Regions from separate parts of the Mus musculus genome. Here region 2 is linked to region 1. Evidence: chromatin loops called from intact Hi-C (ENCODE). Cell type or tissue: left cerebral cortex. All regions are shown on one strand. Each heading gives the region's core, and the rest is flanking DNA. Links, peaks and the distances in the headings are about the cores only.

Region 1 (15,987 bases), core at 5,088-13,087:
CACGCTCGCTCCCGCTGACAGCTGACAGCAGTGAGCTTGGGAAACCGTACGATAATTTTATCTTTTATTTCCTTTAAAGACATCCCATACTGCTCTCCTTAAAGGCTGAACTAATTTGGAATTCAGCAATCAACAATTTGGAAGAGTATCTCTTTTTTTTTTTTTCTTTCCATTTTTTATTAGGTATTTAGCTCATTTACATTTCCAATGCTATACCAAAAGTCCCCCATACCCACCCACCCCCACTCCCCTACCCGCCCACTCCCCCTTTTTGGCCCTGGCGTTCCCCTGTTCTGGGGCATATAAAGTTTGTGTGTCCAATGGGCCTCTCTTTCCAGTGATGGCCGACTAGGCCATCTTTTGATACATATGCAGCTAGAGTCAAGAGCTCCGGGGCACTGGTTAGTTCATAATGTTGATCCACCTATAGGGTTGCAGATCCCTTTAGCTCCTTGGGTACTTTCTCTAGCTCCTCCATTGGGAGCCCTGTGATCCATCCATTAGCTGACTGTGGGCATCCACTTCTGTGTTTGCTAGGCCCCGGCATAGTCTCACAAGAGACAGCTACATCTGGGTCCTTTCGATAAAATCTTGCTAGTGTATGCAATGGTGTCAGCGTTTGGATGCTGATTATGGGGTGGATCCCTGGATAAGGCAGTCTCTACATGGTCCACCTTTTAATCTCAGCTCCAAACTTTGTCTCTGTAACTCCTTCCAAGGGTGTTTTGTTCCCACTTCTAAGGAGGGGCATAGTGTCCACACTTCAGTCTTCATTTTTCTTGAGTTTCATGTGTTTAGGAAATTGTATCTTATATCTTGGGTATCCTAGGTTTTGGGCTAATATCCACTTATCAGTGAGTACATATTGTGTGAGTTCCTTTGTGAATGTGTTACCTCACTCAGGATGATGCCCTCCAGGTCCATCCATTTGGCTAGGAATTTCATAAATTCATTCTTTTTAATAGCTGAGTAGTACTCCATTGTGTAGATGTACCACATTTTCTGTATCCATTCCTCTGTTGAGGGGCATCTAGGTTCTTTCCAGCTTCTGGCTATTATAAATAATGCTGCTATGAACATAGTGGAGCATGTGTCCTTCTTACCAGTTGGGGCATCTTCTGGATATATGCCCAGGAGAGGTATTGCTGGATCCTCCGGTAGTACTATGTCCAATTTTCTGAGGAACCGCCAGACGGATTTCCAGAGTGGTTGTACAAGCCTGCAATCCCACCAACAATGGAGGAGTGTTCCTCTTTCTCCACATCCTCGCCAGCATCTGCTGTCACCTGAATTTTTGATCTTAGACATTCTGACTGGTGTGAGGTGGAATCTTAGGGTTGTTTTGATTTGCATTTCCCTGATGATTAAGGATGTTGAACATTTTTTCAGGTGCTTCTCTGCCATTCGGTATTCCTCAGGTGAGAATTCTTTGTTCAGTTCTGAGCCCCATTTTTTAATGGGGTTGTTTGATTTTCTGAAGTCCACCTTCTTGAGTTCTTTATATATGTTGGATATTAGTCCCCTATCTGATTTAGGATAGGTAAAGATCCTTTCCCAATCTGTTGGTGGTCTCTTTGTCTTATTGACGGTGTCTTTTGCCTTGCAGAAACTTTGGAGTTTCATTAGGTCCCATTTGTCAATTCTCGATCTTACAGCACAAGCCATTGCTGTTCTGTTCAGGAATTTTTCCCCTGTGCCCATATCTTCAAGGCTTTTCCCCACTTTCTCCTCTATAAGTTTCAGTGTCTCTGGTTTTATGTGAAGTTCTTTGATCCATTTAGATTTGACCTTAGTACAAGGAGATAAGTATGGATCGATTCGCATTCTTCTACATGATAACAACCAGTTGTGCCAGCACCATTTGTTGAAAATGCTGTCTTTCTTCCACTGGATGGTTTTAGCTCCCTTGTCGAAGATCAAGTGACCATAGGTGTGTGGGTTCATTTCTGGGTCTTCAATTCTATTCCATTGGTCTACTTGTCTGTCTCTATACCAGTACCATGCAGTTTTTACCACAATTGCTCTGTAGTAAAGCTTTAGGTCCGGCATGGTGATTCCACCAGAGGTTCTTTTATCCTTGAGAAGAGTTTTTGCTATCCTAGGTTTTTTGTTATTCCAGATGAATTTGCAAATTGCTCCTTCTAATTCATTGAAGAATTGAGTTGGAATTTTGATGGGGATTGCATTGAATCTGTAGATTGCTTTTGGCAAGATAGCCATTTTTACAATATTGATCCTGCCAATCCATGAGCATGGGAGATCTTTCCATCTTCTGAGATCTTCTTTAATTTCTTTCTTCAGAGACTTGAAGTTTTTATCATACAGATCTTTCACTTCCTTAGTTAGAGTCACACCGAGATATTTTATATTATTTGTGACTATTGAGAAGGGTGTTGTTTCCCTAATTTCTTTCTCAGCCTGTTTATTCTTTGTGTAGAGAAAGGCCATTGACTTGTTTGAGTTAATTTTATATCCAGCTACTTCACCGAAGCTGTTTATCAGGTTTAGGAGTTCTCTGGTGGAATTTTTAGGGTCACTTATATATACTATCATATCATCTGCAAAAAGTGATATTTTGACTTCCTCCTTTCCAATTTGTATCCCCTTGATCTCCTTTTGTTGTCGAATTGCTCTGGCTAATACTTCAAGTACTATGTTGAAAAGGTAGGGAGAAAGTGGGCAGCCTTGTCTAGTCCCTGATTTTAGTGGGATTGCTTCCAGCTTCTCTCCATTTACTTTGATGTTGGCTACTGGTTTGCTGTAGATTGCTTTTATCATGTTCAGGTATGGGCCTTGAATTCCTGATCTTTCCAGAACTTTTATCATGAATGGGTGTTGGATCTTGTCAAATGCTTTTTCTGCATCCAACGAGATGATCATGTGGTTTTTGTCTTTGAGTTTGTTTATATAGTGGATTACATTGATGGATTTTCGTATATTAAACCATCCCTGCATTCCTGGAATAAAACCTACTTGGTCAGGATGGATGATTGCTTTAATGTGATCTTGGATTCGGTTAGCGAGAATTTTATTGAGGATTTTTGCATCGATATTCATAAGAGAAATTGGTCTGAAGTTCTCTATCTTTGTTGGATCTTTCTGTGGTTTAGGTATCAGAGTAATAGTGGCTTCATAAAATGAGTTGGGTAGAGTACTTTCTACTTCTATCTTGTGAAAAAGTTTGTGCAGAACTGGAATTAGATCTTCTTTGAAGGTCTGATAGAACTCTGCACTAAACCCGTCTGGTCCTGGGCTTTTTTTGGCTGGGAGACTATTTATAACTGCTTCTATTTCTTTAGGGGATATGGGACTGTTTAGAAGGTCAACTTGATCCTGATTCAACTTTGGTACCTGGTATCTGTCCAGAAATTTGTCCATTTCGTCCAGGTTTTCCAGTTTTGTTGAGTATAGCCTTTTGTAGAAGGATCTGATGGTGTTTTGGATTTCTTCAGGATCTGTTGTTATGTCTCCCTTTTCAGTTCTGATTTTGTTAATTAGGATTTTGTCTCTGTGCCCTCTAGTGAGTCTAGCTAAGGGTTTATCTATCTTGTTGATTTTCTCAAAGAACCAACTCCTCGTTTGGTTAATTCTTTGAATAGTTCTTCTTGTTTCCACTTGGTTGATTTCACCCCTGAGTTTGATTATTTCCTGCCGTCTACTCCTCTTGGGTGAATTTGCTTCCTTTTTTTCTAGAGCTTTTAGATGTGTTGTCAAGCTGCTAGTATGTGCTCTCTCCCGTTTCTTCATGGAGGCACTCAGAGCTATGAGTTTCCCTCTTAGAAATGCTTTCATTGTGTCCCAAAGGTTTGGGTACGTTGTGGCTTCATTTTCATTAAACTCTAAAAAGTCTTTAATTTCTTTCTTTATTCCTTCCTTGACCAAGGTATCATTGAGAAGAGTGTTGTTCAGTTTCCACGTGAGTGTTGGCTTTCTGTTATTTTTTTTGTTATTGAAGATCAGCCTTAGTGCATGGTGATCTGATAGGATACATGGGACAATTTCAATATTTTGAATCTGTTGAGGCCTGTTTTGTGACCTATTATGTGGTCAATTTTGGAGAAGGTACCATGAGGTGCTGAGAAGAAGGTATATCCTTTTGTTTTAGGATAAAATGTTCTGTAGATATCTGTCAGATCCATTTGTTTCATCACTTCTGTTAGTTTCAGTGTGTCCCTGTTTAGTTTCTGTTTCCATGATCTGTCCATTGGTGAAAGTGGTGTGTTGAAGTCTCCCACTATTATTGTGTGAGGTGCAATGTGTGCTTTGAGCTTTACTAAAGTTTCTTTAATGAATGTGGCTGCCCTTGTATTTGGCGCATAGATATTCAGAATTGAGAGTTCCTCTTGGAGGATTTTACCTTTGATGAGAACAAAGTGCCCCTCCTTGTCTTTTTTGATGACTTTGGGTTGGAAGTCAATCTTATCAGATATTAGGATGGCTACTCCAGCTTGTTTCTTCATACCATTTGCTTGGAAAATTGTTTTCCAGCCTTTTATTCTGAGGTAGTGTCTATCTTTTTCTCTGAGATGTGTCTCCTGTAAACAGCAAAATGTTGGGTCTTGTTTGTGTAGCCAGTTTGTTAGTCTATGTCTTTTTATTGGGGAGTTGAGACCATTGATGTTAAGAGATATTAAGGAAAAGTAATTGTTGCTTCCTGTTATTTTTGTTGTTAAAGTTGGCATTCTGTTCTTGTGGCTGTCTTCTTTTAGGTTTGTTGGGGGATTACCTTCTTGTTTTTTCTAGGGCATTGTTCCCGTTCTTGTATTGGTTTTTTTCTGTTATTACCCATTGAAGGGCTGGATTCGTGGAGAGATAATGTGAGAATTTGGTTTTGTCGTGGAATACTTTGGTTTCTCCATCTATGGTAATTGAGAGTTTGGCTGGGTATAGTAGCCTGGGCTGGAATTTGTGTTCTTTTAGTGTCTGTATAACATCTGTCCAGGCTCTTCTGGCTTTCATAGTCTCTGGTGAAAAATCTGGTGTAATTCTGATAGGCTTGCCTTTGTATGTTACTTGACCTTTTTCCCTTACCACTTTTAGTATTCTATCTTTATTTAGTGCATTTGTTGTTCTGATTATTATGTGTCGGGAGGAATTTCTTTTCTGGTCCAGTCTATTTGGAGTTCTGTAGGCTTCTTGTATGTTCATAGGTATCTCTTTCTTTATATTTGGGAAGTTTTCTTCAATAATTTTGTTGAAGATGTTTGCTGGTCCTTTGAGTTGAAAATCTTCATTCTCATCCACTCCTATTATCCGTAGGTTTGGTCTTCTCATTGTGTCCTGGATTTCCTGGATATTTTGAGTTAGGATCTTTTTGCATTTTCCATTTTCTTTGATTGTTGTGCCGATGTTCTCTATGGAATCTTCTGCACCTGAGATTCTCTCTTCCATCTCTTGTATTCTGTTGCTGATGCTCAAATCTATGTTTCCAGATTTCTTTCCTAGGGTTTCTATCTCCAGTGTTGCCTCACTTTGAGTTTTCTTTATTGTTTCTACTTCCCTTTTTAGGTCTAGTATGGTTTTGTTCATTTCCATCACCTGTTTGTATGTTTTTTCCTCTTTTTCTGTAAGGACTTCTACCTGTTTGATTGTGTTTTCCTGTTTTTCTTTAAGGACTTGTAACTCTTTAGCAGTGTTCTCCTGTATTTCTTTAAGTGATTTATTAAAGTCCTTCTTGATGTCCTCTACCATCATCATGAGATATGCTTTTAAATCTAGGTCTAGGTTTTCGGGTGTGTTGGGGTGCCCTGGACTGGGCGAAGTGGGAGTACTGGGTTCTGATGATGGTGAGTGGTCTTGGTTCCTGTTAGTAGGATTCCTACGTTTACCTTTCGCCATCTGGTAATCTCTGGAGTTAGTAGTTATAGTTGACTCTGTTTAGAGATTGTTCTTCTGGTGATTCTGTTACCGTCTCTCAGCAGACCTGGGAGACAGATTCTCTCCTCTGAGTTTCAGTGCTCAGAGCACTCTCTGCTGGCAAGCTCTCTTACAGGGAAGGTGCGCAGATATCTTGTTTTTGGACCTCCTCCTGGTCGAAGAAGAAGGCCCAAAACAGGGCCTCTCTCAGAAGCTGTGTTGCTTTGGCAGTTCCCAGAAGCTGTCAGCTTCTGTGGTGCAGACTCTCACCTGTGCAGACTAAAATCCTAAGTTCCAGGGAGTCCTGGAACCAAGATGGTGACCGCTGCTCCTGAGGCCGAGGCCGTCTCCCGAGCCAGACGGACACCTGTCCTCTGGTCCGGATGGTGGCCGGTTGTCTGTGGCCCGCCCAGGCTGCTGCCTCAGCGGCTCTGTGCTTCTGCCCGTCCCAGAAGCTGTCCGTTTCTCTGGCGCACCCTCTAACCTGTTCAGACTAATTTCCTAAATTCTGCTGAGTCCCGGAACCAAGATGGCGACCGCTGCTGCTGAGGCTGAGGTCGCCTCCCAAGCCAGGCGGACACCTGTCCTCTGGTCCGGATGGTGGCCGGTTATCTGCGGCCCGCCCAGGCTGCTGCCTCAGCGGCTCTGTGCTTCCGCCCGTCCCAGAAGCTGTCCGGTTCTCTGGTGCACCCTCTAACCTGTTCAGACTAATTTCCTAGGTCCCGCGGAGTCCCGGAACCCAGATGGCGACCGCTGCTGCTGAGGCTGAGGCCCGAGTATCTATTTCTCCCCATGCTTATCAATATGTATTATCGTATGTCCTTTTGACAAAGCCACCCTAAGAGATATGAAATGACAGCTCTCACTTTATGTACCAATTTTCCTGATGGTTAGTGATGTTGATGTTTCTTCACATGCCTGTTGGCCATGGGTGGGTCTTTCTTGGTTAATGGCTACTTAGATCTTCTCCCATTTTCAAACAGGGCTATTGTCTTGCTATTTATTTGTTTGAGTTCATCACATATTTTGGACAATCAGTGGTGTGATTTGCAAATATTTCCCCTATTCCTTAGGTTGCTTCCTCACTCTTTTGATGGTTTCTTTCACTATGCAGAAGATTTTTTTCTTTTTTTTTTCTTTTATTTATTTATTTTATGTATATGAGTACACCATCGCTCTCTTCAGACACACCAGAAGAAAGCATCAAATCTCATTTCAAATGTTTGTGAGCCACCATGTGGTTGCTGAGAATTGAACTCATGACCTCTGGAAGAGCAGTCAGTGCTCTTAACCACTGAGCCAAGTCTCCAGCTCTATGCAGATTTTGAATATAATGAAATCCTATTTGTTTCCTTTCATTTTTATTGTTGACTTTTCTTGTTCTTTGGTATTATACCAAAAACTTATTGCCCAGACTAATATTACAGATCAATTTAATAAACCCATGTTGTTAGGCTGGAACTCCTGCCCGTCCCCTGCACAAGTTGGGAAACCCTGTCTGTCCTCCTTCCCCCAACCCCACTCACACAGAGAAAACTCCCTGCTTGAAGAAAACTCCAGGCTATCATGTTTATCACTCCTGTCTTCTTGTTTCTGGAAACTCACCCAAGAGTGCCTGCCCAGGGGCTCAGTTTTTTACTATGGATGGAGACAATCCTAGCACCTAGGTCATACATCATCACCCCGTGCCCAGGACCCACTAAACCCCCTTGCTTTATCCTGGAAGTGTGACTTCACTGACCTCTCTACCTGTGAGATCGGCGAACACAGGAGAGCTGCCTCCTAATAAACCTGCCTTTATCTCTTTTAAATCTGGTCTATTTTGGCCTCTATCTGTGTCATCAAGAGAGAGAAAAAATTATCATATGATGTAACAGTATAAGACAGCTTGCCTTGATTATATAATCTTTCTAGTAACTTGCAGTTTCATATAGAGATTTTTCTTTCTCTGTAGATCAGGCTGGCCTCGAACTTAGAGATCCACCTGCCTCTGCCTCCCAAGTGTTCGGATTGAAGGCCTACACCACTTCCCAGCTGCAGTTTCATATCTTATCGTTAAGTCTTTAATCCATTTTGGTTCTGTTTCATTTTTTTTTCTGACAGTATGATGTAAAACTTTAAGCTCAGACTAATTTTTTATTAAAATTATATTACAATTACTACTGGGGGTTTCAGACGACAAGAGGGAATCAGACCCAGTTCTCTCCTTTACATGATTTGTGGCAATGAAACTCATGTTGTCAGGTTTGTGTGCCAGAGCCTTTGCTGAACCATCTCTCCAGTCCTAGCGTAACTGTCAAAAGTACACTGGGCTAAATAACAGCTCCCAAGACAGCTGTATCCTCATCTCAAGAGCCTGAGCATATGTCTTAGGTAACAAAGGGACTTTCAGGAGTGATTAATGTTTCTAAGTGTGGAGAATATTATGAATTATCTAGTTGGGCCAATGAAACTGCATGCTTCCTTGTGGAAGGGAAGCAAGGGTCAGAGGCAGAGAGAGGCAGCAGAAGGATGCTGCAGCGTTAGTTTTGAAGGCAAAACATGGGGCCCCATTCAAGGACAACCAGCAGCTTCCAAAGCTGGAAGGAACAAGCTTCTCCCCTGAAGCTTCCAGTACCCTGACCATGCCTTGAGCTCTGCATAATGAGACAGCATGATTTCTACCCTTCAGAGCTAGAAGACTTGTTCTTTCGAGCCAGTACATGTGTGACCGTGCCTCGGTAGTAACAGAACCAGACCCAGGGGTCCCTGTATTACATTTAAGGTCCTGTAGTCTGTAATGTAATTCTGTCATTCCCTAGACTGAGCGGGCTCCTGCATACCTGAGGCATCCACCACATTTTTCATCCTGTTGAGATGTAGTTTGTAAACATTGTGTTTAGAATCTTCATAACCAGGGCCATAAATGAAAGCAGCTTTTGGTTTTCCTTTCCTGTAATAACTGTGTCATATATCTGAAATCCTGAACTTGTAAAAGGAACTGAGAAATGCAGCTTCTTTTATTGTTATGTAGACATGTTTTATAAGTAGAATTATCCTTTCCTTAAAGGCTCCATAACATATACCCATGAGAACTTAAGAGACAGGGACTATTGTCATTTGCTGGAATTTGAATGCTCTTTCTGATTTTTTGTATCTTCTGAATTGATGGTGGAGAATTACATTTTCTGAAGTCATTTGTTCAAGCTTTATCCAACCCACTAAAGCAAAGCTGTAGTAGTTGCTACTTTTATAATTTAATCTTACATGTCGTTATCCGTACGCTTTAATTTCTATTATTATTTCATTGTAACTTTTATCTTGTGACTAGTTCGGAGTAATTAGCTCTCAGTTTAGTTAATCTTGTAATTTGTTTAATTTACATTCCCTTCAATATTTATTACTTTTCAGTCATATTGTTTCCAAGTTTATAAGTAACCATTGCATTTTTTAAAGAAACTGAATAAAGTATAACTTTTATCAAATAATTGTAGCCCCCCCCCAGCCCTTTGAAATATTATTAGTCTGGTTCCTTCCTGTCATTTGTGTAACATTCACAACTAAGCTAATTTTTCCATCATCTTAAAATAACAACTCATCTAACCTCAGAACTAAACTAGCTAGTACCATGTAATAGTCAAGAACTTTTCCCTGGAAGCCTAGAGTTATCCTCAGCCCTAGTTAAGGGCAGCCCTGGAAAGGAAGTCTGCTGTACTCAGCTGGTTCCATGCTCCCAGCCTCTCAGTTCTCCCCCATGAACTCTCATGCTCAGACAGAGGAAGAGTGCTTTCATCATTACATTAGTTAAAGAAGAATCTATGCTGTTATGGAAAAAAATCTCTAAAATAATGGCTTTAATAAGATAAAAGCTTATTTTCCCTCAAAAAGAAAAGCAAGAAGTCTAGATTCGTGAGACACTTAGTTCCATGAGGTCATTGGAGACCCAGCTTCCTTCTTCTTGCTCCATTACCTCAAGACTTTTGTCCTCATCAGTATTCTCCAGACTGGCTCGCTGTGATCCCTGCAATACAGATAGCAGGGAGGAGGAGGAGCCAGAAATGGAGACCATCCAAGACAGGCAGTTTCCTCTTTGGCAAGCGATACAAGTTTCATATCACACCTTCCCACTCTCTCATAGCACAAGCATCTCACTTTTTCTCTCCGATTCTGAAGCATCTTGCTTACCAGAGAAGTACTTTTAACTTAGGAATAGAAAAATATCCAGACAAGTCCTGATTAAGGGCTATGGCACAGTCCAAATGCCCAGCAAGCAGAGAAGGTGTGACAGTAAGAGCAGGGAGCATGCTGGTCACATCACATCTGCATGCAGGAGGCAGAGAGTAAATAAGAAGCAGGGCTGGGCTGTCAAGCCTCAAGATCCAGCCCCTGTGACCCATTTCTTCCAGCAAAGCTCCACATCCCAAGTATTCCACAGCCTTCTCAACCTTCTGCACCAATCAGAGAGAAGTGTTCAAATGCATGTGCCTGTGGGCACTTTCCATATTCTGACTACGGCACTTTTGAGGCACTTGACATATAAAGGCAGACAGAAAGGACCTGTGATCCAGAATAAACCTTTTCCCCCATAAGTTGATTTTGTCAGAGTATTTTATCACAGCAACAGGGGAAAAAATTTAAACCGTAAGCAATAACAAAACTGAATTAATAAAGATTAATAAAAATACATTTGTGTTGAGACATAGTGACACCCTTATAAGGACTGGAGAACTCCAGTTCTGATTCTCTATATTAAAAGTGAACTGTGTGTCCCGTCTGGCAAAGGGGTTGAAGCCTCAGTTGAGTTCTGCAACACGTGATGCTGCGGGCTCCTTAGCAACCTGCTACACTTGCTTTATGCTTTAATATTTCCAGAGCAAGAGGGAGCACTGCTGTGATGATTTCACAAAGACAGAGCAGACCTACTGCTCAGTAAACTTGGCTTAAAAACTGGCTGGACTGCATTCTTAACATAAATAGAGAGGCTGACCGACCTTATAAGCCTACTGGCCTTAGAAGCCAGAAGGCATTCTTCTAACCCCTCCCCCAAAGAGCTGCACTTTTCTCTCATTGGAAGTACATGTCAGGCCTCTACTCATAGACCTGGAAAATATAAGCAGTTTTCTGAGTCTCAGAACTATGCTCATGAGCAGACAGATTACAAAGTGAAACTGTATATGTGCTTGAATCAGAGTATTGTGGGGGAGCTGTGGCTAGAATGTTTTTATACAGCCTACTGAACTTTGCAAACTACGATGCACTGAGTGATTTGAATTTAGAATAAATTGGCTTTGAAGATTTCGTTGAGAATACATTAGTTCCAGAAGCAAAGTAAAAATGAAAATATTTCATTTTAAAGATTTTACTTTTACTCCAGAAATTTGGTCATAGAAACAAATTAAGTATTCAGATGTCAATCGTGCCGCCATTGTACTAACAGGATTGCCAGCATCTGTATGTAAACCTCTCTAATTAGCTGAATTGTGTAATCCAAAAACAAACAGTATAATGTGGAGTGAAAATTTCCAGTGTGTTCCCATGAATTAGCATAAGCAATGTCAGAAAGGCCAATTTCTTGGTCTTTCTTTCCACAACAGATATCCCTGATTTTAGATTAGAATTTGATGAATTAGCAAAATCATGGAGAAACCTAGGAACAGGTATGGTTGGGAGAAGGAGAAGAACTGGTATGAGTTGAGACCATTCTTATTTGCAAGAAACAATTCTGGCCTCAAAGTCAGAGATCCACCTGCCTGAGTGCTTGGACTAAAAGTGTATACCACCATTCAGAGCAAGAAACAATACTTAAACTAGGTTAGGTTAACAATAGATTTATTGACTAGAAATCTGCATGGCTGCAAGTCAAACAAGATCTAAGCCCACCCTGACACGAGCTAGGCAACCCATTGGGATTACCATTCCCAGGTTCAGGACCATCTCAGTCTAAGCTGTAGTGTGGAGACTGGCAGCTGTGATTCATAGAGAAGAGAAAACATTGCAAGGAAGAGACCTGATTAACTTAGGTTTCATGCACAGCAGGAAACTGCTCACTGGAGAGTTCTTGTATTCACCCCTGAGTCAGGCAGGTCTGGATGCTAACTCTACTAGGGTACAAGAGAAGTAGAAGTGGAAAGGTCGCTTACCTTTGTTACCAGCAGAAAAGAAGAAAAACTGGGTAACCACACACCCGGCTAGTCACATCGCTTCTCTTTCTTTAAGAGGCAGAAAGGAAAGGAGGGAGGGAGAAATGAGAATGATGGAAGAGAAGCGCCTTAGAGTCAAAATTAAATTTTTTTCTCTTTATTTGAAGTGTAAAATGAGGACTTTTTTCTTTATTTACAGAGACATGCATATATATTGAAACTAGAAGCAGAAAGATATCTGCACAGAATTTATAGGTATCCAGTTTTATTTCACATTAGCTTTTAGAGAAAGGTAGGTAGGTAAACAAAATAAGGGCCTTAAAATATCCATGTCATCACCCCTGGAATCTGACTATGCCATCTTCCATGCTGTCTTAGGATCTTGGCCATGGCAACTCTTATAAAGGAAAGCATTTCATTGGGGCTGGCTTACAGTTCAGAAGTTTAGTCCATTTCATCACGGTGGGAAGCATGGTGGCCTGCAGACAGATGTGAAGCTGGAGAGGGAACTGAAAATTTTACATCTGAATCAGTATGCAGCAGGAAGAGAGAGTGAGCCACTGGGCCTGTCTAGAGCTTTGAAACCTCAAAGCCAACTCTCCTCCTCCCTCCCTCCCCCATCCAGTGACACACTTCCTCCAACAAGGCCATGCCTACTTCCTATTAGCGCCCCTTCCTATGAACTTATGGGGACACTTTCATTCAAACCACCACACAGGACAAAGAGACTTTGAAAATGTGACTTAGGATACTTGGTCACATACAAGCAAAAATCACCTGGATTATTCAGGCAGACCCAGATCGATCTCTGCCATATTTAAAAAAAGACAATGATGAAGGAGGTCACATAGACATGTGGGTTTTGAACATGGGGAAAGAGTTCTAGGAGTTAGCCATGCAGATGATGTCTGACACAGGAAAAGCAAGAAGACATTGTCTTCTAGACTAAAGCTTTCAGAAAGGAACCTGGTTCTGCCAGCCCAATGAGACCCATTGGTCAGACTCCAGTCTACAGCTGAGAGAAAATAGATAATGTGTGTTATCTTCTGTCTTAGAGTTTGTGGTGACTTGCTATTGTACTGATAGAAAACTAACCTAAGGAGGCACAAACATAGATATAGGATTTTATTAAGAAAACACACAACACACAAAATCTGTATCATTTGCTTCTGGTGACAAACTGCAAAGTAGCTAAGCTCAGACCTTATTAGAGGATTCTTTGGTAAAAGAATATTATGTGAGGTATAAATTATACCATGTTCACAAGAGGTGTCAAAAGGTCAGTGGACAACTTTAGTTTTTTTGTTTGTTTGTTTGTTTGTTTTCTCTACTGACTCTTCTTCAAAACAGCCTATGTTGTGGGGAAAACTTTTAAAAGTTATTAAATCCTACAATAATTATACCTTCCCTTGGAGAACTTGAAGGTGCTTGTGTTAACAGGCTTAGGAGGGCAGGAGCCCTGATCAGGTAGACAACAGCCAAATGGGCTGTTGAGTTATGAGAGGACAGAGAGACTCAGAGGCATACACACCACCATTCTGAGCCGCCTGAGGAGCCCCCTAATCTTCAAGGACCTTGACTCAGGCCAAAGTGGGATTCATGGCTCAAATGAAATAGTGATATAACAATAATAATAATAATAATAATAATAATAATAATAATAATAATAATAATAATAATAATATAACAATATCAAGCCTAGTAGAGTTGGGAGTTTCCATTAAAGATAACATAATCCAGATTTTAAGCATAAGGGTTAGGAGAATAAGAGGCAATCATAAAGAAAGACATATCCAAGTGCATCTATTTATAATATATCCAACTCATACATGTTATTTCAGTGGCTCTCAAGCTACCTCTCAGTGACTAAGAAACCATTTCCTCTCTCTCTCTCTTTCTCTCAATGTGACAAGTGAGATGGATCAAGAATTACAAGATAAGGTAAAAGCAAAACTAACTAGGTTTGCACAACGGGTTTAGAACATGTACTCTCCCTGTAAATGGCCTTTCTGCTGGGATACCTGAAGGGAATTCCTAGGAAGGAATGCAGGACTTAAGTAGCTGTTAGTCGTGCTAAAATTCTTGTTTCTCTACTGGCCAGGTTCCTCTGTGAGGGACTCCTCTCTCTTCTCATGTCCCCATACATTTCCAGTCTTTCTAACCAGCAACAAGGCAAGAAGGCACTGTATAAGTCTGAATTCACACGTGTGGCTAGACTGGCATGTAAGCCTTTCTTCTGTCAGGTTCCAGGGGATTCCAAGAGTCATGCTTGGGACCTGGGCAAACAGTGACAGTGGGAATTATCCCTGTCCCTCAGGGAATTTACATGTGAATAAAACTCAGCTAGGACTATAAGGAGAGAATGGACGCCCTGAGAAGAGGAGGCTCTTGTTCAAATGTCAATAAATAGCCTCATTAGTCAGGCTAGATAGACTTTTAAAAACAAAACAAATAAACAAAAACAAAAACAAAAAAACAGAATAAAGAGCCATCCTGTAAGCCTGCGAGAGAGCCGTCCTGTACGCCTCAGAACCATCCTGTACACCCGGGCTATGGTGTCCTCAGCTCTGGGTCTCCTGAGGGTGGGAGCTTCATTTGTTCTATGTATTCTTCAGTGCCTGGCATTGGACTCCTGGTGGTGGTAACACATGGATTGTTCCACCTTCAAGAGATGCCTGGGTTCTTGCTTGGCTTGGAGCCATCCTAACAGAGCTACCTTGAACCTCTTCACTAACCGATCGGTTCCAGAGCCTGCCCTCCTTTGGTCTCTCAGTGTATACCAGCTGCTTAAACTGAGCCATGATCCTTACTGATGCTATGAAGATGCACGGCAGTGAGTGCTTTTCTCCAGGGGATGGCATGACATTATATGGCAAAGACATGAAGGTGATAGAGGAGGAAACTTTAGTACTGTGTATATTGTATCTCCTTCTTTTAAAAATTGTTATTTGATGTGTCTACATGAGTATATATGTGTGTACACTACATGCATGCAGTGTCTATAGCCATGTGGGTGCTGATAACTGAACCTGTGTCTTTTCACAAGCAAATGTTTGCACTGCTGAGGAACCTCTCTGGTCCCTATCTCATTCTTAAAGTGAAAACAAGAAATTCTTCCCTCCAACTCCTGGGCCTCTGCACCAACTGCTCTCAGGGCTTCAAATGCCCTCCATAAAATTTTACAATTTCCATTTGGTTGTTATCTGTCTTCCCGCTAAAGCTTAGTTGTTAGAAAGGAAGAAATGATTACTTCTCTCTTCACTCCTGTATCACAAACCTCTAGAAGATTGTGCAGCTCACAGCATGCATTTGACTCATCTTGTAGAGTTAATGAATGGAATCTGTCAGAGATAAGTCCAGGGGACCTGTTGGATCACTATTATAACCATGCCCTAAGAAGACCTGGAAATCAGCTCCAGTCCTGTGAACAAGAGGCCGATCAGCTAGACAGCGTCTTTCCCAATCAACTCTGTCTCTCCTTGGACTCCTGAATCCACCTTCATTACACACCAACAGGCATCCTCTGGTTTACTCTTTCCATATAGAGGAGCCTCTGGGCAGAGGCTGCCTGTCAGGGTTTCATGACTGGGGTTCTTTATACGTGACAGTTACCAGAGGGGCATCTGTTAAATGATTTTTCTAAAGGAATAAAATTATTCACAGACACATACACACACACACACACACACACACACACACACACACACACACACACACGTCAAAAAAGGATATATTTAAAACTATAGTCAATAGGTTATTATTAGCTGAATTTATCATCATTGAATACTTGGAGACTTGGCAAGTCTCTCAATTTGAATCTCAGTCTCCTAGCCTAGTGAACAAATGTCAAAATTACAAGGTAGACTCTCCTAGCATAGAGTTTATGCCATAATTTAGACATACTCCTTAATGCTGTAATGCCAAGTGTTGAGTTCCTGAACAATCGCAGAGGTCTAAAACCTCAAAAAGTTGGCATATAAGCATTCTGAAATTTTGTTTTAAAATGTATTTA
Region 2 (15,987 bases), core at 3,621-11,620, 1.8 Mb before region 1:
CTGTATGGTATGTACTCGCTTAGAAGTGGTTATTAGCCATAAAATACAGGTACCATGTACATTCCACAGACCCAAAGAAGCTAAACAAGAAGAAAGACTCAACTCAAAAGTCCAAGCATTCCCAAGCATGGAAGTCTCAGACTGTGGCAGCACCTTGTGTTGATGGTAAAGATACAGCAGCAACTGGCAAGATTCTGGGTAAGACTATATTCAAAAGCAATGGACTTAGCCTCTCAGACAGGAAGAAGTGCAGGGTAGGCAGTCCTAAGGTTGGCTGAGTCCACAATGCTACTGTTGAGGAGTCAATGCTTAGGTCCTTCTCTTGTCTGCCCACATCCTGATACCAACAGACCTGGGATGCTCTCAACCTTGATCTGTGAAACCAATCACTGGAGAGATGCAGAACTGACTGAAATGCCAAGAACAAGAGGCTGAGTGCTCAGCTCTAACTGGGGCATCTGCATTGCCTGTCCCTGCCATGAGCACCATCACCAAGGCTCAGGGAACATTGCAGAAGAGGAGGAGAGGATGGAAGAGCCAGAGGATGGGAGAGTGCTGAGAGATGCTGCCTTCTGGACAGGATGTGGCTGTCGTAGTCATGAAATCCCAGCAGCTGTTGTTACCAGTGCAAGACCTACTGAAGGCAAAAGCAACCAGAGGAGAGTTACAGCATAGAATTCAGATTAGTCAATGGCACCACTTGCTATGGAGCTATGACAATGGCTGGAGAAGGGAGGATCATTCTTTATTGAGTATGTGACCCCTGGTAGAATCCCTATGCTCCAGTGGATGGCTCCATGCCTATGTGTGAATAAGTAGCATTAACTGAACTCTTTGGTTATAACCAAACAAAAAAGACATGAAGTTGAAAACAGGTATGTTTGGAAGTATGGAGATAATGGAGTGGGTAGATAGAATGTTTTATTGTATCATGTACAAAATTCTCAAAAATAAAAAAAATAATTCAAGTGCTTTCTGCTTTTCTCTCTGTCCCCTTAGGCATGTTGTCAGAGCATCCTCTTGTGGTTATAGACAGCAATGAAGCAACAACACATTGAAAAAAAGAGAGCACATAATGCCACTGTCAGGAATACCAAGAGCAGAATTAGTCTGGGGGGGGGGAGGAGACCCCTAATAGCTTATCCAATACAAATACAAAGTTGCTAGTCATGGAATCATGGAATCATATGTAGACAAGTATATGTCCAACGTTATATGGGCTGAGCAAAGTGTGTTTATACATTTGGAAATATGTGTGTGTGTGAGAGAGAGGGGGGATAGGGAGAGGGAGAGGTGAGAGAGTGTCAGAGAGAGAGAGAGAGAGAGAGAGAGAGAGAGAGAGAGAGAGAGAGAGAGAGAGAGAGAGAGAGTAATGACAAAGAAATAGAGGCTGTGGATTTGAAAAAGAGCAAATGTTGGAGGGAGGAAAGAAGCAGGGGAAATATTTAATTTTAACTTCAAAATTAAATAGATAGATAGATAGGTAGATAGATAGGTAGGTAGATAGATAGTAGCAATAAAAGGGATTCCTAGGATGGCCATTTAAACCACTGCTCTTGAGAAAACTTCTGATCCCACCAGCTCAGGTTTGAGCTTTTAACTGCAGTCAAATTTGGTTGCTGAGGAAGAAGGAGAAATATGGGTGACCAGGTGACTAGAGAGCCAGATTAATGGGGAACCAGCAAGCAGTGGTAGCCCACAAGGTTTGGCTTCAACAGAATCAGGAAGACATTGATTTTGCTTCCCAGTGCCCTTGGCCTCCACTTGTTTAGTTTTGAGGAAGTGCCCTATCCTGTAGGGCTGTAAAAGGCAGCCTATTTAGGTTGAATGAGGCTTGCTCCAGCGACCCAGTAGGAAACTCTACAAGGGACAGAACAGTGACCCACATTTCCAGAGACAGATGCCTGACACCACAGAGCCCCCAACTCCATAATTCTGTGACGATAAGTCACATAGACAATGTCCCAAGCTTGTGGTATTCTGGCTAAACTCCACCCCCACATTTACCTGAATATAGCCAGGTATGTACCTCCCCATAGTTACCTGGCAACAGCAAGGTAGCCCAGCCCACTATAAAAGGGGCTGCTTGGCCCCTTCTCCCTCTTTAAGTTCTCACCTTTCTTACTCTCATCTGTAGCCCTCTTTCTCTCTTTCCCTCCCCCACCCTCCACATGGCCATGGCCAGCCTCTCTCCCTCTTTCTACCTTCTCTCCTTCTCTCTGCCTTTCTACAACAAAGCTCTAAAACCATAGACTCTCCCTGCTCATCAAGGTCTGCCATGCTAGAACAATGGCATAGGCTTTCCCCTAAAGAACCTCTTCTAACCTCCTGCCAGAAGGCCTTCCTGCGTTCCAGCCACGGACCAGACCAAGGTCTCTCAGCCGCGTGGGAATCAACCAGCACCCCCTCTTTCCCTGCCCTATCCTCCCTTCCACCCTGGCGCTGACCAAGCCTTCCCCGGGGCCCCCATTTTGTTCTTAGCTCTTCTGTGGTGACCAGTGGTGTCTGGGATGCCCGAGAGTGAGAATCTGTTATCTCTGGCCTCTTTGAGGCCCAGAGACCTAGGACTACCCTTTGTCCACCCCCTACCCCCCACCATGGGCTGGGTCCATAGCTTCCCACAGCCAGACACCCACCTGGGGCCATGTGGAAAGCATGTGGCAGTCCTCCACGTCTGTCTGCCCAGAGCACCAGAACTCTCTGGCAGGATGCAGGTTTTCCCCCAATCCCTTTATTCTCCCATGCCCACTGCCCCACACTACCCCCCCTTCTTGTGCCCAACTGTTCTATTGCCCATCTCTATACTGAATCTGTATGTCCTAATAAGAGTCAGGGTATGATTCATGACATGGAGGAAGAAGGTATACGCATAGCACCACATTACCACCCCTTGTTTGCAAATGTACACTCTTACACACAGTTGCTCAAAAGGGCGCTGAGATGCTCAGGGCTCAGGCCAGAGATAAAGCATCTAACATGGGGGTCTGGTTCATCATGGTATGCTACCTCTAAGATAGCACCTATGCTCAGAATTGTACCAACCACCCCATGTCACTCTGTAGCTTCTTGTTAAATAATAGAAATAGCATCTAAAATCTAGACAAGAGACTTCCTAGAGATGCTCCCCACCCCCATAGCCCCCACTCCCCACCCTGACCCCCTGGTGGGGGCTTGCTCCCAGGACTCAATGTGGGTGATCTTAGCCAAGATATCCAACAGTGGGGATATGGAACCTGAAGAGACCACCTCTGGTAGCCAGACAGGGCGCCCAGTGGAGAGATGGGGACACCAATCTACCTACAAAACTTTGGACCCCAAATTGCTCCTGTCTAAAAGAAATTCAGGGACAAAAATGGAACAGAGGCTGAAGGAATAGTCGACCAGTGACTTGGAATCCACCCCATGGTCAGGTATCAATCCATGACACTATTACTGATGCTCTGTTGTGTTTGCAGACAGAAGCCAGGCATGGCTCTCCTCTGAGAGGTTCCACCCAGCAGCCGAGTAAGACAGATGCAGACACCGACAGCCAAGCACTGGATGGAGGTTGAAGACTCTCATGGAAGAACTGGGGGACAGATTGAAGGAACTGAATGGGGTGGCAACTTCACAGGAAGACCAACAGTGTCGACTAACCTGGACCCCTGGGAGCTCTCAGAGACTGAGCCATCAACCAAAGAATGTACAGGGATGGGGGCCACGCACTCATAGGCAAAGGGGGTAGGGGATGAGGGGATGAACTCTGCTGGGGGGACCAGGAGTAGGGCAACATTTAAAATGTAAATAAATAAAATAATTTATTAAAAAAACAAAACAAAACAAAATTTAAAAAGGGGGAATCAATTTATGGCTGTATTTCCCTTCTTCAGTCACTGGAGGTCACTATTTGTTCATAGAGGAAAATGTGTCTTTTCACCAAGCCAAGCTTGATTCAGTTTAAAATTCCAAGGGAAATGACATCAGTAGTTGTGGGGTCACAAGTGTCGATTCCCTAAGGCTTTAGGAATTATAACTTTGCACTGCTTATCCTTTAGTGGATGAAACATTAACACAATCAATTCCTAACTAACTTTTAGCTGACATTTTGTTTATTTGTCAAGAAACGACCCTCCCCCCCCCCTCGGCCAAATAAACCAGTGTAGAGATGGTGGGGTTATATTTTATTAATGAATGCTTTTTTCCCAGAATTGCCTGCCCCATCACTCTCTTCCTCAGGAAGGAAGGAAGGAAAGAATTCATCCTTTCTACCTAGACCTTCACACACAGGCAAGCTGAAACCTCACCATTAGTTAGCTCTTCTTTTCTGTTAACAGTAGAATCAATGATCTGCAATGAAGTTGCCAAATTGATATGCCTTAGAACAGATATAACAAGAGATATTTCTCGAAGAAGAAATTCCTCAGCAAAGTCAGTTTAAAACATTCTGCAATCCACAGCAAGAGACTCTTTTTGAGTCCTTTGGCCAGAGGCCAGAGGTTACAGTAGGAGCTAGATAAGGAGAACTAGTCAAAACTCCTCTCAGGTCTCCTCAGCTGCTTTGGGTTATTCAGCTAACTGTGAGGGTATTGTCCAACATACTTTTATGTGTACACCAAAATGAGAATTTCAAATAGCCATCACATATGAAATAATATTTTATGTTTGATATTACTCACAATCATTAAAAGTCTAAAGCTTGGTCACCTCCCGAGTCCTGTATATCCCTCATGGTTGCCACCAAATGGTCAGATAAGGCTATAGTTGTGGACCTCTTGGCTCTCTGTCATTACCTGTTTTGGCTTTTTAAATGTAGTTTCTGTTGGGTTGACTGGACTCTAAGGTTCCAATGTGGAACACAGGGAAAACAGAGGCTTTCAAACTGGGCCTCAACCTGACTGCCTTCTTGTTGACAGAGGGCAAGAGAAACACGAGCCATTAGATCTCCTTGGATGTGGAGTTCAAAGGATACAGGCTCCAGACAGTGCCTCTTTGGAACTCTATACCTCTGCCTGCCAAATGATTCGATGCCAATTATGATGCAATGGTATGACGGGAAAGTTATTTAAGTCTTTACTTTAAAGGGCTTTGACATACTGCTCTTCAGACTGTCTTCCCATATAGACTACACTTTCCCATGTGCCACTTGAGGGTAGGTCACCCTCCAACATCAGGTCATCTGGACCTGAGCATTACATCAGGCTGGGGCTGGGTCTAACAGAGACTGAAAGTGTGTCTTTCATGTGATGTGCCGTTTTCAACCATGTGACCCTGAGAGTCAGCATGATGTCATCACTGTACCTGGTCAATGCATATCTGTATGACAGTAAGCCTTCCCAACAGGATGGCTTTGCAAAATGAAAGTGTAATGAATGTAGACCCTGGCATACCAACACCCTTTACATATGAAAGTATAGCTCATGTTTGCTTTCTTTAAATACATTCATGAGCCATTTTCTATAAAATTGTTCTCAAATTATCATGTACCAAACTACACATATACATACATACATACATACATACATACATATATATATATATATATATACATATATATATATATATATGTTTATACATATATTACAGGATAGCGAGACAAAATAAAATGAACTGAAAGACACATATTCTTTGACCATGAGTTCCTGCTCTATTTTTCTTCTTTCATCTATATTTTGATGTTTGGGGAGAAGTTAATTACAAACATAAAGGTTTTATTTATTAAGTCAAATTGTATATAAGCATAGGTACCATCCATGTATATTCTAGTTAGCGTTAGCTGTCAACAGGACACTGCCTAGAGTCGCCTGCTAGGAAAGCTTTGGTTGAGAAATTGCCTGTAGGGGATTGTTCTGGTTGACAATTGAAGCAGGAAGGCCCAGCCCACTATGGGCAATACCTTTCCCTCAGCAGATGGTCCTGTACTATGTAAGAAAGCTAGATAATGTAGCTTGGTGTTCTTGTGGGAATCCTAACAGTGAGCAGGGGCTGTCCCTGACTCTTGCCTCCTTGTGGGACCTTTTCCCCCTACTGGATTGCCTTGCCCAGCCTTGATGTAGTGATATGTGCCTGGTCTTATTGTAGCTTGTTACACTGGGTTTGGTCCATGTCCCCAGGAGGCCTGCTCTTTTCTGATGGGAGGCTGGGGGTAGGGGCTTTACCCTTTGGACTCCACATCCAACGAGACCTGATGGCTCCTGTTTCTCTTGCCCTCTGTTAAAAAGGCAGTCAGGTCCAGGCCCAGTTTGAAAACCTCAGTGCTCCCTGTGTTCCACATTGAAGCCTTAGTCTCCAGTCAACTCAACAGAAACTATGTGAAAAATCAAAGAAAGTAATGACACATTCTCAAGGAATTAATAAACATATTATTGAAAATTTAAGAATACAATAAAATTAGAAAGATTTAAAAAAGAAAAGAAAGCTAGATAGGCATCCCTTCCAGGCCCCCAACAAGGTCACTGCTGACTGTCTTTGGCTGTGGGTGAGGTCCTCGGTCAGAGGTAATGCTCTATGAAATAGCAAGTGGTCCTGCCCTGCAGGTTCTACCTTTTTTCAGTGATGGGATGTGATCTGGAACTGTGAAATGAGATGAACTGTTGTCTTCCCTTAGTTGCTTTAGATCAGGATATATGTCACAGTGCAGAAACAAAATGAGAACAGTGCATAAACTGTGTATGCATGCACATGAGCTCATACATGTGTGTGCATGTACATGCCTATGTATGCATGTGCATGTATTCATGTGAGTGCATGTGTGTATGTATGTGTGTGCATGTGTGCACGCGAGTGTGCATGTATGTGCATGCCTGCACATGTGTGTCTGTGAGTACATGTGTTTGTGCACTGTGTGCATGGGTGTGTGTGGGGGGCACTCGTGTGCATGTATGAATAGGAGTGCTCGTGTGTGTGTGTGTGTGTGTGTGTGTGTGTGTGTGTGTGTGTGTGTGTGCGTGTGTATAGCCCTGCTCTACTTGTCTTACTGCAGGCTTTTCTTCCCCTACTGTAACGAATACTATTTCTGAGATTATTTGTTGACTGCAGCAGCAGAGTTTGCTCATTGTCTCTGTCCTCTGCCTCAGTTTCTATGCTGTTCTAGCTCAGCTGAATCATGTGACAACCATTGCCAGTCGGACTTGGTATAGGGTGTGTGGCTCCTGGGCCAAAGCTGGTGTTTCCTTTGTCTTTAGTGTCCTGTTCAGATTTGAATGTGGATGCCACACGGTTAGACATCAGAATGTGACTGGAATCTCACCTGTTTCAATTTTAGCATAGCAAACCATGTAGCAAGCCATCAAGCTTATTCCTTCTAGTGAAATTGTGGTCTGCCCTTTGTTCCTGGAGGAGTGATGTTCTCTTCTCTGTTTGCTAAGGTCGTAATTAGTAACATTTAGGGCTATTGGCACTGAAAGAATGGAGAAGACAGAATCACTTACACTTGACCCTGATATTTCGAAAGAATCTATTTCAGGATCTTCAAGCAGGGGAAAGCTTCATGTGAGGGCAGAAAGAAGGTTTTGATCACAAATAATCCTGGCAGGGCTTTACTCCACAGGGACAACAACATCCGGAGAACAGAGGGTTTTGTTTGTTTGGATTTGATGAGCCATTGGGAATAAAAAAGAAAAACAAGCAAGCCTACTAACAGAGTGTGACATTCCAGAGTGACAATCTAGAAATGTCATGTCAGCACACATCACAATGGCTTTGGAAGTCGAGTAAAGAATCTATCTGCAGGCAGGAAAACTTGGTGCACACGGCCGGGCAGAGGAGCTTTAAGGTGGTTTTAGAGAGTCGATGTTCTAGTCTTCAGATCTTGATCTGCAACTTACCTTCCTTAGTCCTGACATTTCGGCCATAGCCAATCAGCCATTGGGGGGTGGGGGGTTGGCATCGTGTCTGTGTGTGTGTGTGTGTGTGTGTGTGTGTGTGTGTGTGTGTGTGTGTGTGTATGTGTATGTGTACCTGCATGCGGCAGGTGTGTATGTATGCATGTGGAGGCCAGAGGTCAGTTAGTATCAGGCATCTTCTTCCTTAACTTTCCACACAATTTACTGAGGCAAGATCTCTCACTGGAGCACTCCGATTCTACTAGTGCAGCTACACTGCTTGCCCCAGGGATCCCCTGTCTTCCAGGTTCTGACTACAGGTGAGCAACCCACTCTTCCAGGGCTTATCCTGGAAGCAGGATATCTGAGCTCCTGGTCCTTCAGTTGCACGGCAAGTGCTTTTACCGTATCCATAACTGTGTTTATTCCTTCACAATCAGCAAGCCTTATGACACTATGGCAATTTTGTAGAGATCTGTACTGATATAACAGCACTGTTTACAAATGTCCTGAGCTGTGATGGAGGTCCTAAGAGCACTAGCATTCGAGTGACTTGGAGCTTGCTTTGACATGAACATGTCCCAGTCTCACCCCAGCACTGGGTTGGCTCTCTAGTCTGTTTTTACAAGGCTCCTCTTGTATTCTGATGTATGTTGAAATCTGAAAAACCATGTTCTTTGGTTTTGGTTATTCACTGGACATACTGAAATCTGTGACAAGGAAACAAAAAGCATACATGTTATCATGAAATTTGGGGACATTTTGGGGGAGGCAATGTAGAACTTAATGCAGTGGAAACTCTCTGGAATCTTCCCTGAGAGTGACTCTAGCAGATGCAACCCAATAATGGGAGATTCGGAGCTGGAACCAGCCATCTTCTATAACCAGGCAAGGCTCTAGCAGTGTGACCAGGACATCAACCCAACCACAAAACCTTCAACTTTCAATCTGTTCTGCCTTCCAAATGTGCTGGGGCAATGGTGGCCCAGAACTTGTGGGCGTGGCCAACCAATGACTGGTCCTACTTAATTAAGGCTCGTGCCAAGAGACGGAGCTCATCATGCCTGTTACTGCCTGGATGGCCAGGCACTAGAGGCAGGATAGCCCAGAGACTCAATAGAACCAAACATGACTAGCTAAAAAAAGAAAAAAAAGTCAATGAAATGATTCCTAATGATAATCTGCTAAACTCATAGATAGGTGCCTAGCACAATTGTCATCAGAGGGAACCATCCAGCAACTAATGGGAGCAGATGCACACAGACCCACAGCTAAATAGTAGGCATAGCCATCGGAACCCTGCAGAAGAGGGGGAGGAAGAACTGTAGGAGCCAGAGAGATCTAAAACACTCACAAAAGCAACTAACAGGGCTCACAGGGGCTCACAGAAACGGAATCAACATAGACCCTGTATTGGTCTGAGCTAGGTCTTATGCCTATACCTTCCAGTTGTGTTCTTGTAGGACTCCTATACCTTCCAGCTTGATGTTCTTGTAGGACTCCTCGCAGTGGGGGTGGGGCTGTGCTTGGGTTTCTTTTCCTACTGTGCTACCTCATCCAGCCTTGATATAAGGGTTTGAACCTAGTCTTATTGTGTCTTGTTAGTCCTTGTTGGGTGGATATCCCTGGGAGGCAAGCCCATTTCTTTTTTAAAGGGAAACAAAATGGGGGAGTGAATCTGGAGCGAGAGTGCCATGGGGGCAGGGAGGAGTGGAGGAAGTGGAAATTATAGTCTGAGATATAATATATGAGAGAAGAGTAAAATAAAAAAAGAATGGAGAGGATAAATCCCTTTGGGTGCAAGGGCAACACTAAGGGAGTTACAGCCCCCTTGAAGTAGAGGAGGAGCCATCATGTGCTGCCAAGCTATCTGAGTGTGAGCAGTCTTGACTTGTGCACGTGCAGGAGATGCCTTCACAAAGACGAACTGTATAGCTTTACCGTGCAAAGGTAAGCCCACTTGTGGAAAAAGGAGAATTAACGGATTTATCACTAAGTAGCTATTATCTGAGACACTATTTAACATCTGCAATTGCTAAAGCATCAGAATGCCTCATTCACGGAGAAGGAATAAGTATTTATATATTTAACAACAGAAACAGCCCCAGGAATCACACACAAAAGTTGAGGTTAGAGGAATGTGTGTGACAGGGGATTTGTCTCCTAGGAGTCATCTATTGAGGTCTGATGCTTAGCTATTAACTTAAACCCTAATTTTTCTCCTACACACTCTTTTTAGGTCTTTTTAGGTCTGCCTTTTGTTTTGGTTGAGTGTTTGATACTCTTTTTTTTTTGACATTTACAAAGGTAATTGAAGTTCTGATGCTTAAAAATATCATTAGACTTATGAGGACCATATATCACTTAATACAATTTCTGTGGCTTCTAAGGTCTTTGCCTCCTTAATAGCTGATCTATAATCAACCTGTTCTCTTAATAAGAAAAGTAAAGGGAGCAGATGAATTTGTCCAGGAAAGGCTTCATTTCAGAAACCAGAATCCTAGCACCAATGTTTGTCTTGCGCATTGCACACGTATACTTAGACTTAGAAATGGTTCATTGCTCCTGTAATAAAGCTGATGTTGCAGAGCTGTGAAATCATGAGTCACAAATGAAAGGAAATAGAGATACTGAATCAAATTTAGAGGCAATGAGCCTTTTAGACTTCATCATGTTAAACAATATATTCCATTATTATAAATATCTGTAACAGTTATACCTTAGATGATATACAGCATGTTGATTGATAAGTATCCTTTGGAGCAAGTTACCTGTAATTCCTGTTATTTAGAGGAAATATTCCTAACATTAACTTAATGCCTTGTGCCCCTATAAAAGATTTTTTTCATGAGGCAGGAGTCACCATATAATATTTGAAACTTGATTCTAGATTTTTCAGAACTGTCAGAATCTATCATAAAGAGAGCAAGGAGGGGTATATGGGAGGGTTTGGTGAGAGGAAAGGCAATGGAGAAATGATATAATAATACTCTCAAAAATACAAATTTATTAAGGATTTATTTATTTATTTTTACTTAGGCATATGTGTGTGTTCCCGCATAAATTTACATGTACACATGTGTGCAGGAGCCTCTGGAAACCAGAAGAGGGCATTGGCTTTCCCCAGAGCTGCAGTTATAGGCAGTTGTGAACTGTCATGTTGATGCTGGGAACCAAACCTAGGTCCTCTGCAAGAGCAGTATGAGCCTTTAGCTGCTCTGCCATCTCTCAAGCCTTTCAACTCCATCCTCACACAACTGACTGAATAAACGATGAAATAGACCATCAATTTACACTTGCCATTTCACTTATTGTAAGATAGCTCCACTTGGCTTAGAAAAATGAAATTAGATTTGTTTCCTGGCTGCACAGAGAAAAGTGTATTGTTAAAGTTATGTGGTTATTGTTCATACAAAGGAGCATAGCCTTCATTTTGATTTCCAAAACAGTATACTCACTCCAGTAGATGCATTTAGTCTGCTTCCATTTAATGATATTAAAACATCTGGGAAACAATTTTATATTTGGAATGGCCTCAGAGAGCAACTATTTATGTGTTACCTGGCACCACAGTGTCCTAGGAATGATTCGAACTTTTGGTCCTTAATGGACTTGGTAGTTATAAGAAGGTTTTCAAGACAGCAGCATCTTCATTTTGATTGACTATATTCCTTTTGGAGACATGAGGAATCATATCCTTAGTCTATGGTACTTATTCATACATAAGATATGCCAAGGGAGCTAGGAAGGGAGTAGGCCTTCAATCCCAGCATTCAGGAGGCTGAGGCCAGCCTGGTTTACAAAATGAGTTTCAGGAAAGCCAGGGATACACAGGGAAACCCCATTTCAGAAAATCAAAAAAGAAAAAAAAGACATTCCAAGCATTCTGCCACGGCCCTTCAAAGCCACAATCTTCCAGAGAAGACAAATGCAAAAGAGTAATTTCAAGAATTCTTGTGATGAGGGTAGACATGAGCTGTTTAGGAAAATGGAAGAAACAGTTTCCAACAGAAGGCTGTATACAGTGGCTTGTGGGAAAGTGGCTTAGAGAAGGTGATGCCTCCTGACCTCCAGAGTGTCTTGTGCTTTCTCTAGCTCTCTCCAGTTTCCCATGATCCATCTTGGGAGGGATTATCCTTCCTCATGGTGACTCACATATGGTTTGTAATGTACAGTGTACTTACAAATCCAATAAATTGTATGTGTGTGTACAGCAGGAGAGAGAGAGAGAGAGAGAGAGAGAGAGAGAGAGAGAGAGAGAGAGAGAGAGAGAGAGAGAGAGAGAATTGCAAATAACCACTGTTATCACTTGCTTGTGAGTGACCACAAAACAGAGGTCGTGGATCCACCTTTTTAATTAGTCTCAGCTTTTCTGTCAAGGGTGTTTTAAAAGCTGTGAGTTCAAGAAAAGATGCCTGCTCCTTAATCTCCACACTGACAGTTGGTTGTAATACAGTAGACACACAGCCCACATCAAAGGCACCTGATTAGTTGACATAAAGTTTCAGAGATATTTAGTTAAGATGTGTTCAACTCTTATAATCCTCCTATTTTGGAACCAATATATTTCTGCAGATATTATTCATATTTCAATGACTCTTGGGAAGCTCTTCACCAGAGGATATTGTGACATCATATCCCAATGCCTCTTTTCTTGTGAATAACTAGCTCTGCTAAGAATAAGGTAAAATTATTTTTTATATGTTCTTTAATACATACAATAGAATGTGTTCCCACTGTACATTAACATCTATATGCAAGATTAATGTTTTAATTAGCTATTGTTATAATAGTACTCTCTAGAAAAACCCACAATGGTGGCACACAATAGAAATTTTGTTGTATCCTCATGGGCTTGCTGGTCAGTAGATGCTTTGGCTTCAGAGTGTGGTCAGCAGAGTGGCTCTGCTCAATTTGTTTCTTGGCTTTCTCTTGGGACAACATATGAGCTGGGTCATTTGCCTTGTGTAGTGGTGGCAGAGTTGAAAGGGCCCAGTGGAAACTCATGGGAGCAATGGAAATGGCCTAGACATATTTGTCTGTATTTCATGAGCGAAAGCAAGTCACACAACCAAACCCTGTGCCAAGGAGCAGGGAAGTAGGCTCTCCTCGTCACACCTCTGATGACAATGTGGATGTGGATAGAGGAAAAATATCTCCTGAGTCTTCTTCCCCATTCATCCATATGCAGTAGTTTGTTTTGCTCTTTAGGTGATGAAAAGGATGGTTAAGATAATGCATTTAATGGTTGACACTAAGCATTGGAGGAGTTAGGCCTCAATAGACCTAGACCTAGACCTAGACCTAGACCTAGACCTAGACCTTACCTAGATCTGGCCCTATACCTATACCTGTACCTGTACCTGTACCTGTACCTGTACCTGTACCTGTACCTGTACCTGTACCTGTACCTGTACCTGTACCTGTACCTGTACCTGTACCTGTACCTGTACCTATACCTATACTTATACCATACCAATACCTATACCGATACCGATACCGATACCTATACATAGACCTCTACCTATACATAGACTTAGACCTAGACCTAGAACCTAGACCTAGACCCTATATGTATATACCTAAGCCAGATGGAGAGCCATGTGCCCTGGTGAGCTTCTAGGATTGGAGCTGCCTTCCTCTAGTCTTAAAATATTAATTTGAGTTGTAACTGTACTAGAATAAACAATTAGGTTATGAAAATCAAGAGATTCATATTGATTTGAAATAAAGGGATATAAGGATATTTAAGTGCGAGGAGAGGAGGAGGAAAAGGAAGAAGAGAAAGAAAAGGAGAAGGAGGAAAAGGACGGAGAGTCTGCTTTCATTTCATTGCCTTGGGATATTCCTATGACTACAGTGTGACTTGGGCTTTTTGTTAATGTACCAACACCCAGAAGACACAGCATAAACCAAGGATTTGTTTTGCTCATGGAACTAGCTTGTGACCTTTTTGCTCTGTTGCCTGTGGACTAAAATAAGAGAGAACATTGTGGTGGAGAGCACACGATAAAGGGGGCTGTTTCCCTCATGATGGCCAGTGAGCAGAGAGAGAGAGAGAGGAATGAAAGAGACTGGGCCATGAGTGATTAAGTTGAGGCCTTCATATTCTGATATCTTCCTAAGAGCTCTAAGGGTTGGCAATCATGTTTTCATAGCAAGAACCTCTTAAAATAACATTCCTATGTATGCTCCAACACTCCTGATTTTTACTAAATATTAGGGTTCTTTGTATATGAGGGAGTATATAATGAGCCACTCTTTATAAAGCTTTTGCTTATAATCAGTTAAACCCATGGGTATCTGTGATGGCTAGTTTTAATTTTCAACTGGACACAATCTAGAATCATCTTGGGAAAGAATCTTGAAGGATTGTTTAGGTTAGAGTGTGGCCAGGTTCTTGAGGGATTATCTTCATTATGCTAATTGAAGTGGAAAGACCTACCCAGTGTGGGTAGTGTCATTCCTTTGGCAGAGACACCTTATTTATATATGAATGAAGAATACTGAGCTGGCAAGATGACTCAGCAGGCAAATGCACTTGCTACTAATTCTGATGATCTGAGTTCAATCTCCATTACCCACATGGTGGAAGAAAGAAACAATTCCCTCAAGTTTCCATTTGGCCTCCACATAATGCTATGACATACACATGAACACCAGCACACATCACACACACACACACACACACACACACACTCTCTCTCTCTCTCTCTCTCTCTCTCTCTCTCTCTCTCTCTCTCTCTCTCTCTCTCTCTCTCTCTCTCGCATGCACGCACGCACACACGCATGTTCTAGTGCTAGATAAAATGTATGTATTTTTTTAGTAGAGAAAGTAGGATCTGCACTAGCCAGCACACAATAATTCATTGCTGTTGAGTGTGGATGTAATGTGACCAGGTGATTTAATTCCCTACTGCTTTGACTAGCCTGTAGTGATGGACTGCAAGTTGGACTTGTGAGCCAATTAAGCCCTTTCTCCCTGAGTTCCTTTTCTAAAGGTTTTTATCATAGCAACAGAAAAAGCAGCTGAGAGTGTGCCTTAATCAGTTTATCATCTGATAGCTTCAGAATGTTGGTTTACGTAGTTACTGTAGAATGTGAGTCTTTTAGAGATCATAGGATGTGCGCTGTTTGAAAAATTGCAAGTATATGTCTTAATGTTCTTTTCTATATAATTCATAAAAGGCAAAAAAGGTCAATGAACAAATAAAACATAGTAGCAAGGGTTCTGCAGTTAGCAATACTGCTTTGTGACAACCTAATTTTTGAGCTATATATTTGTTATAGGCATGGCATTATTATTGATAGTATCAACCTTTTTTTTCTTTTCTTTTAAATTAGCTCACACAATAACAGGTTTCCTTGGGGCATTTTTACCTGTTGTTTGCTTTAATTGACACTGTTCCTCTGATCCAGCACCCCCTCTTATCCTCGTTCCTCTGCTCATATCTCCCCCTTCCCACATCCAACATCATGTGTTCTATTATCCCACCCACAGTCTTTCTTAGAGTCTTTTGTCCTCTGTGTGCTTATTATAAAAACAACCATAAACATACAGATAAATCAAGGAGGAATGGACATTGAGTGCATGACAATCACTATTTTCAACCTTCCCCAAGGCATCCTGAAGATAGATACTATGGTTGGAAGAGGAAACTGGGGGACCCTGGATCTAGGAACTTGACTCAGCTGAACAGGTGAGAAATGGCTGGTAGGATCTTCTGGCTTCACAAGCCTACCCCCACCCACCATTCACCCATCCCTTCTAGTCTGAAAAAATGCACTGATATCAGAGCAGAAAGCTCAGTCCAGGGAACTTCATTATTCTGCAATGTCAAACTATCCTAGAAAGATAATTTTCCTATGGAGAGTTTCCATGGCCCTGATGCACACACTGGCATTCTCTTTCCTGGCTGTGTTATTTTTCATACTCAATTCTTGTTTTCTTCTATAGAAGAATATTAATGGAACTGAATAAATTAAGAGCTCTGGTACTTCATCATCTTAACCATTCAGCTTATTAAATGGATACCTTGGGGAGATCTGAAGGTGCTTGCTGATAAGTCCTTCAGCACACAGGGCTTTTTGCTTATTTGCTTTTATTTATTTTCATGCCCCATTGACCATAAGAAACCTCATCCTTTTATGGCTCCATATAAATAGTACATACAATAACAAATATGGT

Evidence for each region. Peaks named below come from ENCODE experiments on the same cell type or tissue, not always from the same donor. Only the 100,000 strongest peaks of a DNase experiment are listed, where the experiment ranks them.
Region 2: it touches region 1 in a loop (5-fold over the local background); 5 of 42 quality-filtered maps call a loop at or near these places.

The regions. Positions count from the first base shown.
Region 1 is chr8:81,063,545-81,079,531 of GRCm38, reverse strand. No RefSeq gene overlaps it. Among named protein-coding and RNA genes, the nearest start is that of Gm9725, 39 kb to the right of the region's middle. In left cerebral cortex, for the core only: no CTCF peak of the experiment used is centred there; a DNase peak (open chromatin) is centred at 9,923.
Region 2 is chr8:82,829,643-82,845,629 of GRCm38, reverse strand. It overlaps Gm31545 (a long non-coding RNA gene), which reads left to right and starts at 8,096. Exons shown (of 4, transcript XR_387821.3): 1 at 8,096-8,119; 2 at 12,375-12,483; 3 at 15,422-15,499. In left cerebral cortex, for the core only: a CTCF peak has its summit at 3,872; a DNase peak (open chromatin) is centred at 3,928.